Linked DNA regions of Homo sapiens: all the other regions are linked to region 3. The links are chromatin contacts, found by Hi-C or POLR2A ChIA-PET in ENCODE. All regions are on one chromosome and are shown on one strand. The core of a region is the stretch at or near the end of the contact, and the rest is flanking DNA. Distances in the headings are between cores, read along the strand shown. Region 1 overlaps LINC01619 (long intergenic non-protein coding RNA 1619). Region 2 overlaps LOC105369896 (a long non-coding RNA gene). Region 3 has its middle 57 kb from the start of LINC02404.

Region 1 (4,310 bases), core at 179-2,678, 180 kb before region 3:
ACCAGTGGTGCTGATCAGTCTGATATGTACCTCAAAGTGCTAAGTAATTGGGTGTGGGGATGAGAGAGGCCAGGGTTGGAGAGATACTGGAAAGAAGAAACCAAGTGTTTTACTAAAAGTGCTTTGAAAAATCGAGTCAAGGGAATGGCAGGAATCTACAGGGAAAAGTAGAAAAAGGGTGAGAAGGGAGACAAATATTGGCTTCTTTCCAATTAAAGAGTTCTGGGACAATGGTCACAACGTTTGCCTGTTAATGGGGAATTTTCTTCTAAAAGACTAACCTCAAAAACACCAATCGCAAAATAATGGCACATGTTTGCTCTTCCTTATTTCATTCTTTAATGGAATACATTTAAAAAAGAAGTTGTTTCACATAAACCCGATTAACTCTGAAGACAGTCATAACCCATCCAAACCAATCCAAATGAAGGTAAAAGGAATAATCAGCTCTTATTATGCAAAATGGTGCTTAGTTAATTTATTGCACTGCACTAAATAATAAGCTGTTAGGCTCCACATTGCTTTTTCCACATTAGATTAAATAGCTTATTGCTGCTGGAGCTTATTTCATATTGCATACAATTTGGATATATTACATTGGCGTAGATATTAGTCCATTATAAGAGACAGGCATAAGTACTTCATTTATAGGATCTCTCCATTTGGAAAATGGTAAGGAAGAAGAAGAAATGCAAACGAGAGTAATGAACAGAGGGGATTTATGTGCATTGCCTGATGGGTCTGCTGTGGGTGACAGCTGGTTGCCACACATGGGGCCCAGGCACCTTGGAGAAAAGTAACATTTCCAATGGGAAGAAAATCCAAAGAGAGTTTATGTTCTTTTTCAGGGAAGTGTTGACATTTTAATTACTTTCTGTTTTCTTTGGAGCTACATTTGAGAATTGGAAACAAGTTAGAAAAATAAGAATTGGCTTTATTAGAAATAAGATGAATTGACATGCAGGCAGGAACGGGAGAGAGTCCAGGGTTAGCTCTTAACAAACTGAAGTCTCCAGCAGTATCCAGAGAGCCAAAAAAATTCAGCCATTGAAAAACTAACCAGAAGAACTACTCAGGGCTTATCATCTCTGAAAGCAGACTGTGCCTCTGAGCAATCTAATCTTTTCCGGCCTTGGTGCCTCTGTACTTCACTGTTTAATTTTTTTGCTTTACACTTTGGTCTTTTGCGAACAAGGGTAAGGCTAAGTAGTACAGGAATGCAAAGCAAAAAGAAAATAATCAGGGAGAATTGGAATGAGTTGGGGAAACTGGGAGGTTTAGAATTATTTAGTTTTGAAGATAATCTGATATTTTTGGTATTTCATAAAAGAAAACTGCCTGTGGAAGTGAGGGGGGAGCCTGAGTAAATGGCTTTGGAAGATAAGATATATTTGCACCTTCTCTACCTGCACCTGGAGTTGCCTGGGACTGAATAAACACTTAGCCAACCCAGTGTGTCTACCAGCACCAGCATATTCCAGGGCTCACAAATCCAAAAATAGTAACTCATTTGAAGATTGAACTTTTAAAAAAAAACAAAAACAAAAAAGCCAAAATCTCCCACCAGCATCTTTGTGGTGCCTGAAAGGGTGACTCATGTGGACATAGGTTTTTCTTGTCCCTTGCTCACCCTCCCAGCATTGCTATGCTGTAGGAATAGCGCAAAAACTCCCTAACTTCAGACCAGCCAATTCAGCAATAAGTGGGTCAAACTGAGTCCCCACAAATTATCTAACAGCCACTGTGTGCCATGTGATTTAAATATACTACTTAAAATTTCAGAAAAATCTATAAGGAGATATTATCTCTGCTGTAGATATTGTTATTTCTGTTTAATAAATAAGAAAACAGGCTTTGGTAAGTTAATTGCCAAGTTATATATAAACTTTTATTGGAAAAGATTTCAAATATATATAAGAGAAGATGAAATAATGAACTTCCATGCTTATTTCACTAATTCAGGGTCAATTTTGTCAATCACCATCTACTCCCCCCATTATCTTTTACTTATTTTTACTTTTTATTTAAACATTTTAAAAACTGACACATAATAATGTATGGGGTACATAGTGGTGCTGTGATACGTGTAATGCATAGTGATCCTATCAGGGGTAATTAGCATGTTCATCATCTCAAACATTTATCATTTCATTTCACTGGAAACCTTCAATGCCTTTCTTCTAGGTATTTAAAACTATGTAATATGTTATTATTGGCAATTGGCATCCTACAGTGCCACAGAACACTAGAACTTATTCTGTCTACTTAGCTGTACTGTCTTTTAACAAATTTCTCCCTATCCTCCTTCTTCCCCTTTCTCTTCCCAGCCTCTATCATCATCCTCTATTCTACTTTTTACTTCTATGAGATCAACTTTTTTTTTTAGCTTCCACATGTGGTGTTTAACTTTCTGTTCCTGGCTAATTTAATTTAAAATAATGTCTTCCAGTTTCATCCATGTTGCCATGAATAAAAAGAGTTCATTCTTTTTAAAGGCTGAATAGTATTCCATTATGTATATATACCATATTTCCTTTCTTTTCTTTTACTTTTTGAGACAAGGTCTTTCCCTATTACCAAGGCTGGAGTGCAGTGGTATGATCATGGCTTTCTGAAGCCTCCAACTTCTGGATTCAAGCAATCCTCCTTCCTCAGCCTCTTGAGTAGCTGGGACTACAGTACGCTGGACCATCATGAGTGGCTAATTTTTTTTTCCATCTGTACAGATGGGGTCTTTCTATGCTGCCTAGGCTAGTTTTGAAATCCTAGCCTCATGTAATCCTTCCACCTCGGTCTTCCAAAGTGTTAGGATTATAGGCTTGAGCCACTGAGCCCAGCCTACCACATTCTCTTCATCCGTTCATCTGTTGTTAGACACTTAAATTGATTCCAAATCTTAGCTATTGAGAATGGTGCTGCTGGGGGTGCAGATGTCTCTTTGATACACTGATTTTCTTTCCTTTGGATAATTGCCCAGTAGGGGGATAGCTGGATCAAATGATAGTTCTATTTGTAGACTTTTCAGGAAATTTCATGCATTTCTCTATAGTGGCTATACTAGTTTACATTCCCACCAACAGTGTGTAAGAGTTTCCTTGGTTTTGCAGCTTCACCAGCATTTGTTATTTTTTGTCTTTTTGATAATAGCCGTCTTAATTGGGGTGAGATGATACGTCATTGTGGTTTTGATTTGCATTTCCCTAGTGGTTAGTGATGTTGGGCATCTTTTCATGTATTTTTTGGCCATTTGTTTGTCTTCTTTTGAGAAATGTCTGTTCAGAGCATTTGTCCATTTTAAAATCAGATTTTTTATTTTGCTGTTGAGATGTTTGAGATCCTTGTGTATTCTAGATATTAATACCCTTTGGATGAGTAGTTTGCAAATATTTTCTACTATTCTGTGGGTTATCTTTTCACTCTATTGATTATTTACTTTGCTATTCAGAAGCTTTTTAGTTATAATCCCATTTTGTTTTTGCTTTTGTTGTGTGTGCTTTTGAGGTCTTATTTATAAAATCTTTTCCAGGCTGGGCACAGTGGTTCATGTCCGTAATCCCAGCACTTGAGCCCAGGAGTTTGAGGCCAGCTTGGGCAACATGGTGAAACCTCATCTCTACCAAAAAAAAAACCAAAATTATTTTCCCAGAACAATGTCTTGAAGTGTTTCTCCTATGTCTTCTTCTAGTAGTTTTATAATTTCAGGTCTTACATTTAGGTCTTTGATCCATTTTGAGTTGTTTTTTGTATAGGATGATATGTGGGGGTCTAATTTCATTATCTTCTATATGGGTACCTGGTTTTCCCATCACCATTTGTGGAAGTGACTGTCCTTTCCCCAATGTATGTCCTTGACACCTTTGTCAGGAATCTGATGTTATATGTTGCATATGTCAGGAATCTGATGCAATATGATGTTATATGTTGACTGTAGATATATGGATTAATTTTGGAGTTCTCTAATCTGCTCCACTGGTCTATGTATGTGATTACCATGTTGTTTTAGTTACTACAGCTTTGTAATATATTGTATATTTTAAAGCCTGGTAGTGTAATGTCTCCAGCTTTTTTTTTTTTTTCTTTTTTTCCTCAGGATTGTTTTGGTTGAGGTCTTGCGTGGTTCCATACAATATTTGGGAATGGCTTTTCTATTTTCATGAAGAATGTTATTGGTATTTTGATAGGAATTGTGTTAAATATGTAGATTGTTTTGGGTAGTTTGGTCATTTCAACAATATTAATTCTTCTGATCTGTGAGCGTGGGATGTTTTTCAATTTGTTTGTATTCTCTTCAATTTCTTTCATTAGTGTGT
Region 2 (4,614 bases), core at 1,171-3,670, 240 kb after region 3:
AATAGATACACTATGAATTTTCATGAAGAAAAAAAACAGCATCTGGACTTGAGATTCTACACAAAGAAAAAGCTGGGTTTCTTCCTTCTTGTCCAGAGTATATAAAACCTATATTTCCTTCAGTCAGAATTTTCTCAAAAATAGCAAACTAAAACTCTAGTAAAATCAATCAGCTTTCACCACCAGTTTTAAAAATGGTAATTCAAAGCTTGTAAAAAAAGGACCGTGATTCCACATTTTTAATTTTCTCACAGAACTATAACTTGAAAATATGTTCTATACATTACTATTTTGTATATGTAGTTTTTAAAGATATTAACTTGTTACAAGTATATTTCTCTGAAGATGTTCATCTTTTTTGCTGTTTCTTTTAAATTATTTTCAACTGTAAACCTACTGAGATTTGAGTTTTTTAGCACTGTCAAAAAATACTTACTTCAAGAAACATTATTCTCCTAAATGTATAGAAGATATTTCAAGAGATCATAATTTCATATTAGATATTCATAAAGAATTTTCTTTCATAAAATAAACAGATTTTTGCCATTTTATAAATGCACATAAAAGCAGTAACTGTTCTTAATTTACCAACATTTCTTTTTGCCTCCTAGAACACTTACATCTGATATAATAAGATAATTACTAAGTGTCTTATAAGTGTTTCTTTAATGTATCATCTCTCCCAAAACTTTGAAATCTCCTGGAAGACAATAAACTGCTGAAATAATTCTTTCCCCTCTTCTGTTATTAAACATAAAATAAGCATTCAAACATATTTGTTTGATTCAACAATTGAAAATTAATTTGAATACTACCCATTCAATGCAAATAACTATACATATACAAAAATTATGGGTCATTATCATCCTTTAAGTCAAGTAAATAAGTAATTGTTCTAAGAAATTAAAAAGCTATATTTTTCCTTTATTGTTAAATGTTAAATAATTCAATATTGCTTCCTTGCAAAATTACTCAATGAATATATATTGCTTTGATCATTCAAAGTTATGTATATATACACATACATATACACACATACATGGATATTCAACTATTTGCTGTGCACTGTGTTGGATCCATTGTACGTGTTTTCTTTCTTTCCTCCCAACATCTCTTAAAAACATAATTGTCTTCACATTACAGATGAGGGAGCTGAAGATTAGAGAAGCACAATTAATTGTCTAAGGTTTTACTGTCAGTAACAATCAAAGCTGAGATTTAAATGCAAGTATTTAGAATGCAAATTTAATTATATTTCCAAAATATTACAGCTAATTCTTCACATGCATATTCTATCTTCAAACAAATGGGTATTACTGGTATATATTAAGTACATATATAACATACTGAAGCACATTCTAAGAGATAGAGTAGCCTGTAAACATAGATCAGCAACTGTAAATGGATACACAGTAAGGCATATACAGGTACAGGACTGGCTTTCTTGACTTGACATTAAGTATATGCACCAAGTAAAAGAGAGCTGCATTTCAGCCCTTTTCAGTGTGGCTCTTATTTGGGTTAGAAAAATGGTGATTATTTTTTATGACAGGAAGGATCAGATCATCTTAATTCATCATCTCCTTTGCATTCACTCTGAATCATTTTTCTGTCTTGGCCTACAAATTAGTAATGTTTTTTATTGCTTAACAATGCAAAGAATTATCTCATCATCTAAGTTCAACTCTATAATATTTAAGTTAATCAATATTTGCCATTTGTTAGGCATATGATAGATATTCAGATATTTACTAAGTTTAGACTGTATGACGGATTTTCTCTGAAACTAAGACCACTAGGTCAGTTAAAGTATTCCATCCAAACCCCACTGTGAATTATATTGCTGATTTTAAATGAGCTTCTATCCAGGCTGTTCAAGCACATGTTTCTTTCAGATCTTTGGCATCTCTGATTTTATTCTACCTTCAGGAATTAGGAAAATCAAGCTGAGTCCTTTAGTTTTATGTTTCCTCTGTATAAGTAGCGTCTACAATAAATACCAAAGCTTAAAGATTAATAAATCCCTCCACGTACAACAGGATTTATGACAGAAAACTGCAGTATTTTTACTAATTATTACAAATGACAATTGAAAATACTCACTTCTGGCTTTGCTCTTTTTATGACTGTAAAAGCCACTAGCATAAGGATGCCTCTTTTTGGTTAGGCTCATAATCTTTGATTTATCTTCTTCAATTCTGAGAAAATAAGCACTGAGGGGGGTCTGGTTTATATTACTGGGACAAGACAATGGCTCTAATCTGCAATCTTCTATTTTGTTTCTGCTGTTCAAAGACCAATTTCAATTTTAACTTGCCTGTTGTCCCTTTTCTGTTGGTAGAAAGCTGTTTTGATTACAGGAGGGGTGGAGGTGGTGGGGGTGAGGTGATGTCAGTGGTGATGGTGGTGGTGTTGTGTGTGTGCCTGTGTGTGTGTGTGTGTGTGTGTGTGTGTGTGTGCGTAAAAAGGAGCTAGGCTAGTAGAGGAATGGGAGGCAGCATACATAAGCTGTATTTGTGAATCTGCTTATAAACCTAACAGATTTTTCAGCTGAAATTTGGCCAATGTTAATTGTACACACTGAATTCATGCTGGGAAAATCTCTTTGGAAAAAAAAAAAAAAAAAGACAGAGAGCACAGCCGGCCTGTTATGTAAGATGTTTATTTTCATCCAATCCAACCCACCATAGGCAGTACAGAAAATAGGCCAGTGCTTCTGACCGGTGACATCACCTCATCATCAGGAGAAAGCGGGAATGGCTGATCACCATATTGTTAGTAAAGAGGATAATTTCCTTTCACAATTGTTTTTCTTTTGGAAACCTTTATTTCTGGAGATAGTGATCTCATCTCTGTGGGATGTTTATTTCTTCAGATTCTGTAATAACAGTGAAGCTACCTGGATTTCAGTTCTTGTACAATGCACATAAACACTTATTTTGGTGCTTTTTCTCTGGGTCTCCAAACGTTAAAAGATTGGATGATTTTAGCAGAACATTGACCATCCTAAGAAAATTGTGACGGGAAGAGGAATAATTATTCTGATATTTAACCTTATGAAGTATTTTATGTAGCCTTTGGTAATTTGCTTTGCAGAATGCCTCCTTTTCTTAGGCTGTGTCACATTATATTTGGGTAGATGGGCATTGTGTTTATTTTATGAATACTAAGAATGAAATGCACAGTTTTTAGAAAGTGTTTTAAGCAGGTCATTATCTACGCTATAATATAGACGTTTTTGCAATTTATAAGTAGTAAAGTGGGTGAAATTTTGTGGGTGTGTGCATGTAGCTTTTTTTTCTAATTCAAAATTAATAGAAAACTAAAAATAGGGTCTTTATTATAGAAGCTAATTCAGCTACTTAGAAAATATACCACAATAAAATTAACCAGTCTGTGGTTTGTTTATGACAGATTTGGTTAAATGACTTCTTTCTGTTACGGGACAATTTTCAGGATTATTCAAATTCACCCACTTTTTAAAATAAATAATTTGCCTATTCTTGTTTCATTCTCCCTCTAGAGGATATCAGTGCGTATTACAATTCAAACATTAAATATGCCAGTAGGTCTAATTTAAATACAGCACGATCCTGAGAACTGTTCCTTGACTTCATTTGTATTCAACTTAACTCAGTTCTAGAAGCCATTATCTTAAGTAGCTCTAAGTTTGCAGCACTTTTTTCCTTTAAACCTAGGTGTCAGTATCTTAAGGAGGTCATTTTTGTTTTGTTTTGCTTTGTTTTGTTTTTGTTTTTTTAAACAACAAAATCAATATCTTAACCCTCGTGAAGAGCAGTACTGAAATGGTTAGAGTTTCAGTTTCTAATATAATGAGCGGTGTGTGTTTGTGACTCTAAAAGTCTAATTATTGTGTTCTGGGATATCCACATTACATCTGCTAGGCAGTCTTTGAGGACACTGGAGGCCATTTAATGTTGTATAAATTAAGTATCACAATAAAAAGTGGTCCAGTAACCTGCAGATATGACAGTCAAATATTAGAATTGGTACAAAAATATTTATGGACATTCACCTGAAGATGAGCATAGGAAAGGGCTCCTTATCTTGCTTTCAAGAGACATGAATGATTTGATTTGCGAAAGCTGCCTAATCATTCAGAGCCTATTTTCTCTATCAGTAAATAGGAATAATTATATCACCTTTTAGTAGTATGAAGACCAAGTAAAATCTAGAAAATGCTTAATATGTGACTGACTTGGAGTAAATTATTTTCTCTTCTATTGTAATAAAAATTCTCTGGTTGGAGCTAAGAAGTGAAAATATAAAAATTAGCAAAACCTTTCGGGAGATTCCCCTCATTTCTTGATTTATTTTCTTATATGTTCTGTACTTCCAATTTCAGAGTCATGGCATGATTTTATCTTCAAAATGTTGTTACAGGACTCTTGCAGAAATGCCAGTCGTAGGTGGACAGTCTGGAAAAAGAAATCCATGATTCTGTTTCTTAGTGTGAGACTGTGGGGCTTTATTTCTTTTTGGTGGGACATAGAAAGGGAGAAATAGGTAGTCATTTATGTTTTGATTTAGAAGTTCAGCATATAAAGTTTCAAAAAGAAAGATGCTATAGAATATAATAATATATTTCTATTT
Region 3 (4,247 bases), core at 1,543-4,042:
CAGAATGATGGATAGCTTGTATTGGAAACTTCCGCCCAAAAACAGGATGGGAAGGAACCCAGATACCTGCAACCAGTTGCCAGTATTCTAGCTCTTGGCCTGGGTATAGTGTTCACAGATGTTTATTATTTGTTGAAATAAATGAATGAATAACTAAATAAGAGAGCTGAAGGAATTAAAGGCACAATGAACCTGACTGTATATACTTGTGATACATAAAAATAAGACTTTGAATGGATGTCTGCGTTTGAAATATTTACAATCTGATTGATAAATACGCATAAACAATTACAGAATGTGTACCACAGAGCTAGGCACCCAACTCTTCAAAATCTAAATTTTATTAGGCTTTTGTTCTGGGTGAGAGGATGGGCAGAAATGTTTCCTCTGAAAAATGCCATTTCGGTAACATAATACGTGGGTCATTAGGTCAGGAGAGATTAATTCTGCCATGTGGTACTGTTAAGTCTATCTTTTAATGATAATTTTGTTGTTTTTAGCTTCTTGGCAGCTGCTCTACAATTCTTCCCCTATATGATTTTTTTTTTTCTTTTAGACTGTTAACAGAGTTACTGCATTTTGTGTGAAGGTGACATTATAATTACTACATATTAAACAAGCAGGATCCATAGGTATCTAGACTAAATGAAATGGAAAAACGGGTCTGTCATTTATTTTATGTAATTTATATGATCTTGATCTGGGCAATTTAAACTTCTAAACTCTAAGCTTAGAGTCATATTTCCATAAGCAATTGCGTCCTTTATGAATATAATTCAGGCCTTCTAGTCTTTCATGTTGACTGATGGGAAAGTGCAGAGCAATCAAAATTCATGGCTGGGACAGATCTGAATTGAGGCATCACAAGAATTAGGGTTTGGGGTGTGTGTGTGTGTGTGTGTGTGTGTGTGTGTGTGTGCCTAGATCATTGTTTTGGGGAGAGACTTTCTACAAATATAGGTCAGAATAGAAATATCCTTGCGTATTTTGCCCAAGTGGCTGAAAGAACAGCACGCCAGCACTCCCTTCACCCTTTTCAGGACCTTATTCCAAATTGCAGGGTTTAAAAAAAGTCTTTGTATTTGTTTTTTATTAGTCTCTTATATAAAAATATTAAAACTACAAGGCAGGGGTTATTGCTTACCAATGCACTGCAGTGCCAGCTCCAGGGCCAGGCAGTAAATATTTGTTGAATGAAAGACTAGGCCCCCATTAGGCAATGAGGCTGCTTTGGCAATCAGTCTCCTTAAATGACATTATTTACTGCTGAAAATGTGTTTTCCACATTGGCTTAGATCTTTAATTTACACAGGCCCATTGCCACACTTCAGTGACACAGATCACTTTCTGAACACTCCCATAGCTTTTCTGACCTCCTTCTCACATTGAGACATGTTGAAAAAACAAAACACATTGCATTCATTTTTATTCAACAGCACAGGCTTGCCCTACCCCTACCTCTAAATTGCAATTCTTTGATTTTTCACTATAGAGCTAACATGCCCCAGCCTGTTGATTCCATAAACTTTCCTTAGCTTTAGGTTATACACAGGGTTACATCTCAAGTGGAGTCTTGTCTGCCTGTTTACTAGACCACTTTAGAGATTGTTCAAACCCAAATAGCCAGGAGAGAGATGGGAACTTAATTTGTTTCAAGCTTCAATGGCTGGAGGCTAGACAGACTCTCAGTTTCCCATGGGTGGACTACTAAATGTTTTCAACCTTGGTGAGCAGCAAAGACGTTGTACATACACCATACAGCAATTTCCCAACAAGTACAGATCACACTGAAATGACAGGGTTGCCTGTTCAATACTGACTGAGACCCACCTACCTAGGGAGTTGAGCAATTCTTTGCTTGTTCAGTACTTCAGTCCTCAAGTCAGTTAAACAGAGCTCCTCACACACACGACAGAAAGTACAGCAAACATGCCATGTACCAAACATGATTGGGCTATTGCCTGTTCTCCTCTCCCTTCACCTTCACCAATCCTTACTGGAATAGCTTTTAAAGTCCTTTCTGTTGACCTGGAAGCCATTATTGTAACAAGAGGTTAAAATCAGGGTAAATTGAATTGCTATGCATGACTGAACCCAGTCATCTGGAAGAATGACTCAGGCAAGAATTAAGTTTGAAATTTGAATGTGTTAAGTGGCATAATATGGAAAAATTACTGTTTTGTTAACTATGTCTAAGAAAAGATGGTAAACTGAGTATATCTCAAACAATTTGATTTAATTTAGTTCAGTGTTTATGAACACTAATTATATGGCCTTGAATTGGGCTACAATGAAGGAAAGACATTGAAGGAAAAGAGAATAGATTTCCCCCCTTAAGAAGTCCAGAGTTTGGGAGCTGACTGATTCACATATGCCAGTGAAATACCTGTGATTAACACAGACCAGCATGTAATAAACATTTACAAATCTTATTAGGTGGTGCAAAAGTAATTGCAGTTTTGCCATTGAGAGTAATGGTACTATGACTGCTATGTGTCAAGTATTATAAGAATGCATGAATACTTTTATTGTGCCTAGGGGAGATGTATTAGAGAAGGCAATACATTAGCAGATTCTTGAATGGTAATCCTGCCAGTAGGGAGCAAGGGAGGACATTTAGACAGAGACTGCATATATAAAGCATCCATGGCATAACAAACAGCCATTTCAGTGGTGAAAAGTCCAAGTCTTTCTTGGCAGGCCAGGGCATATTTGGCAAGAGAACTGTCCACAGTAGTCCAGTCCAGACCTCATTGTCCTAGTCCTGGTGTAGACTGGACCAAGATAGCTTAAGGCAGTGTTGCCAGAGGGAGGATTTAAAATACAGTTCGAAAAATGCAGCCAAAGTAAGCAAAAGGTGGTGCCAGTGGTCAAGTTCGAAGAGTCAGCTGAAGCTGTAGGTGGAGTAATGAGTAATACAGTAAAAAGTAAATAGGGATAGGAAGCAGTTCCAAATGCAGGTTTAGAAATAGGGCAGGAGGTCCATTTCATTTGGATCATGCTTACTGACACCACTGAAAATGGATGAAAGAGAAAAAGCAAAAGGATCAGTTAGAAAACAATTGCAAAAGTCAAGCAGGAGATGAAAAGGACTTGAAACAAAGCAGTATTAGTGGAGTCAAGTGTGAGAAAAGTTTTGGAGACAGCATGCATCACACTTGATAAATAATGAATATGAGGTTGAAGAGACAGACCTAGAAAATGCTCCAATCGTGCTCAGGGACAATGTCTTGCAGAATGTGAAGTGCACATTGAACCTGTGGCTAATAAGTATTTACTCAAGGGCTAGAACACATGAGTTTTGGAACCAATGAATGAAAATTATCATTAGCCTCTCAGTATAATTCTTACTGACCAACCCACTTGTAGATTTACATTTTCCATTACCTTGAACTTAGGTTCTGCCAAAGTACAGGTCTTAATTCTCAATGGGGGAATGTTTTCATCAGTGGACAGTTATAGTTTTGATAAACTTGGAGCTATGACTTACTACCATATTACTTTGCAGTCCTATGCTAATGGCCCTAAAGGCAAAGATTTAGGGTAAAATGACCCTGATAATAAATAAAGATGGAATGTAATTAGTTCCAAAAGAGAACAATGAAAAAGAATACCATGAAAATCCAGAGGATAGAGAAATTTGGTAACATTCAGAAATGCAAAAATGGAAAGCCAAAAGATGGGCTTTCATTCACAAGCAATCATAAAAATTAATAAGGACAGGCCTGGTGTGGTGGCTCACACCTGTAATCCCAGCACTTTGGGAGGCTGAGGCAGGCAGATCACAAGGTCAGGAGATCAAGACAATCCTGGCTAACAGGGTGAAACCCCGTCTCTACTAAAAATACAAAAAATTAGCCATGTGTGGTGGTGGGCACCTGTAATCCCAGTTACTCAGGAGGCTGAGGCAGGAGAATGGCATGAACCTGGGAGGCGGAGCTTGCAGTGAGCAGAGATCGCGCCACTGCACTCCAGCCTGGGTGACAGAGTGAGACTCTGTATCAAAATAATAATAATAATAATAATAATAAGGACAAATAAATAATAATGTCAGAAATTTACATCTCTTTTTTTGTATGAAAATGTTTACAAATAACGTTTTGAAAGTGTCTGTTGGATAAATAAAGATGTGATCTGTGTACAATTTGGTTATATTTTATTGAACTTGGTGATATGGTTCAACTATGTTTTTTAAGAATAATGAAGGAAATTAGGAAATAACCCTTGATAGCAAACATTTTAACACA

The links. Hi-C counts contacts between places; a loop is a spot of excess contacts on that map. ChIA-PET counts read pairs that join two places held with the same protein, here RNA polymerase II (POLR2A). Pooled maps may share reads with other maps.
Region 1: a map of DLD1 shows a loop between it and region 3 (3-fold over the local background). The contact joins two enhancer-like sites. A Hi-C loop is called at or near these places in 8 of 168 maps with a recorded cell type or tissue (CD4-positive, alpha-beta memory T cell, CD8-positive, alpha-beta T cell, Calu3 and 4 more) and 11 of 50 pooled maps. POLR2A ChIA-PET finds 5 or more read pairs at or near these places in 4 of 52 experiments (CD4-positive, alpha-beta T cell, CD4-positive, alpha-beta memory T cell, MCF 10A and 1 more).
Region 2: a loop to region 3 is called in a map of PC-3, with 4 times the contacts of the local background. The contact joins two enhancer-like sites. A Hi-C loop is called at or near these places in 12 of 168 maps with a recorded cell type or tissue (CD4-positive, alpha-beta T cell, IMR-90, MCF 10A and 6 more), 1 of 37 single-sample maps with no recorded cell type and 18 of 50 pooled maps. POLR2A ChIA-PET finds 5 or more read pairs at or near these places in 2 of 52 experiments (MCF 10A and PC-3).

What each region holds. Positions count from the first base shown.
Region 1 is chr12:91,999,634-92,003,943 of GRCh38, reverse strand. The region is part of intron 1 of LINC01619 (long intergenic non-protein coding RNA 1619); the gene reads left to right. Among named protein-coding and RNA genes, the nearest start is that of LINC02404, 130 kb to the right of the region's middle. Within about 2 kb of position 1,428, at least 3 of the 41 ENCODE cell types and tissues checked have a DNase peak (open chromatin) inside an H3K27ac peak, as active enhancers do.
Region 2 is chr12:91,577,002-91,581,615 of GRCh38, reverse strand. All of the region lies in intron 1 of LOC105369896 (a long non-coding RNA gene), which reads left to right. Among named protein-coding and RNA genes, the nearest start is that of LINC02823, 250 kb to the right of the region's middle. Within about 2 kb of position 2,420, at least 3 of the 41 ENCODE cell types and tissues checked have a DNase peak (open chromatin) inside an H3K27ac peak, as active enhancers do; they include PC-3, where a contact is called at or near this core.
Region 3 is chr12:91,816,261-91,820,507 of GRCh38, reverse strand. No RefSeq gene overlaps it. Among named protein-coding and RNA genes, the nearest start is that of LINC02404, 57 kb to the left of the region's middle. Within about 2 kb of position 2,792, at least 3 of the 41 ENCODE cell types and tissues checked have a DNase peak (open chromatin) inside an H3K27ac peak, as active enhancers do; they include PC-3, where a contact is called at or near this core.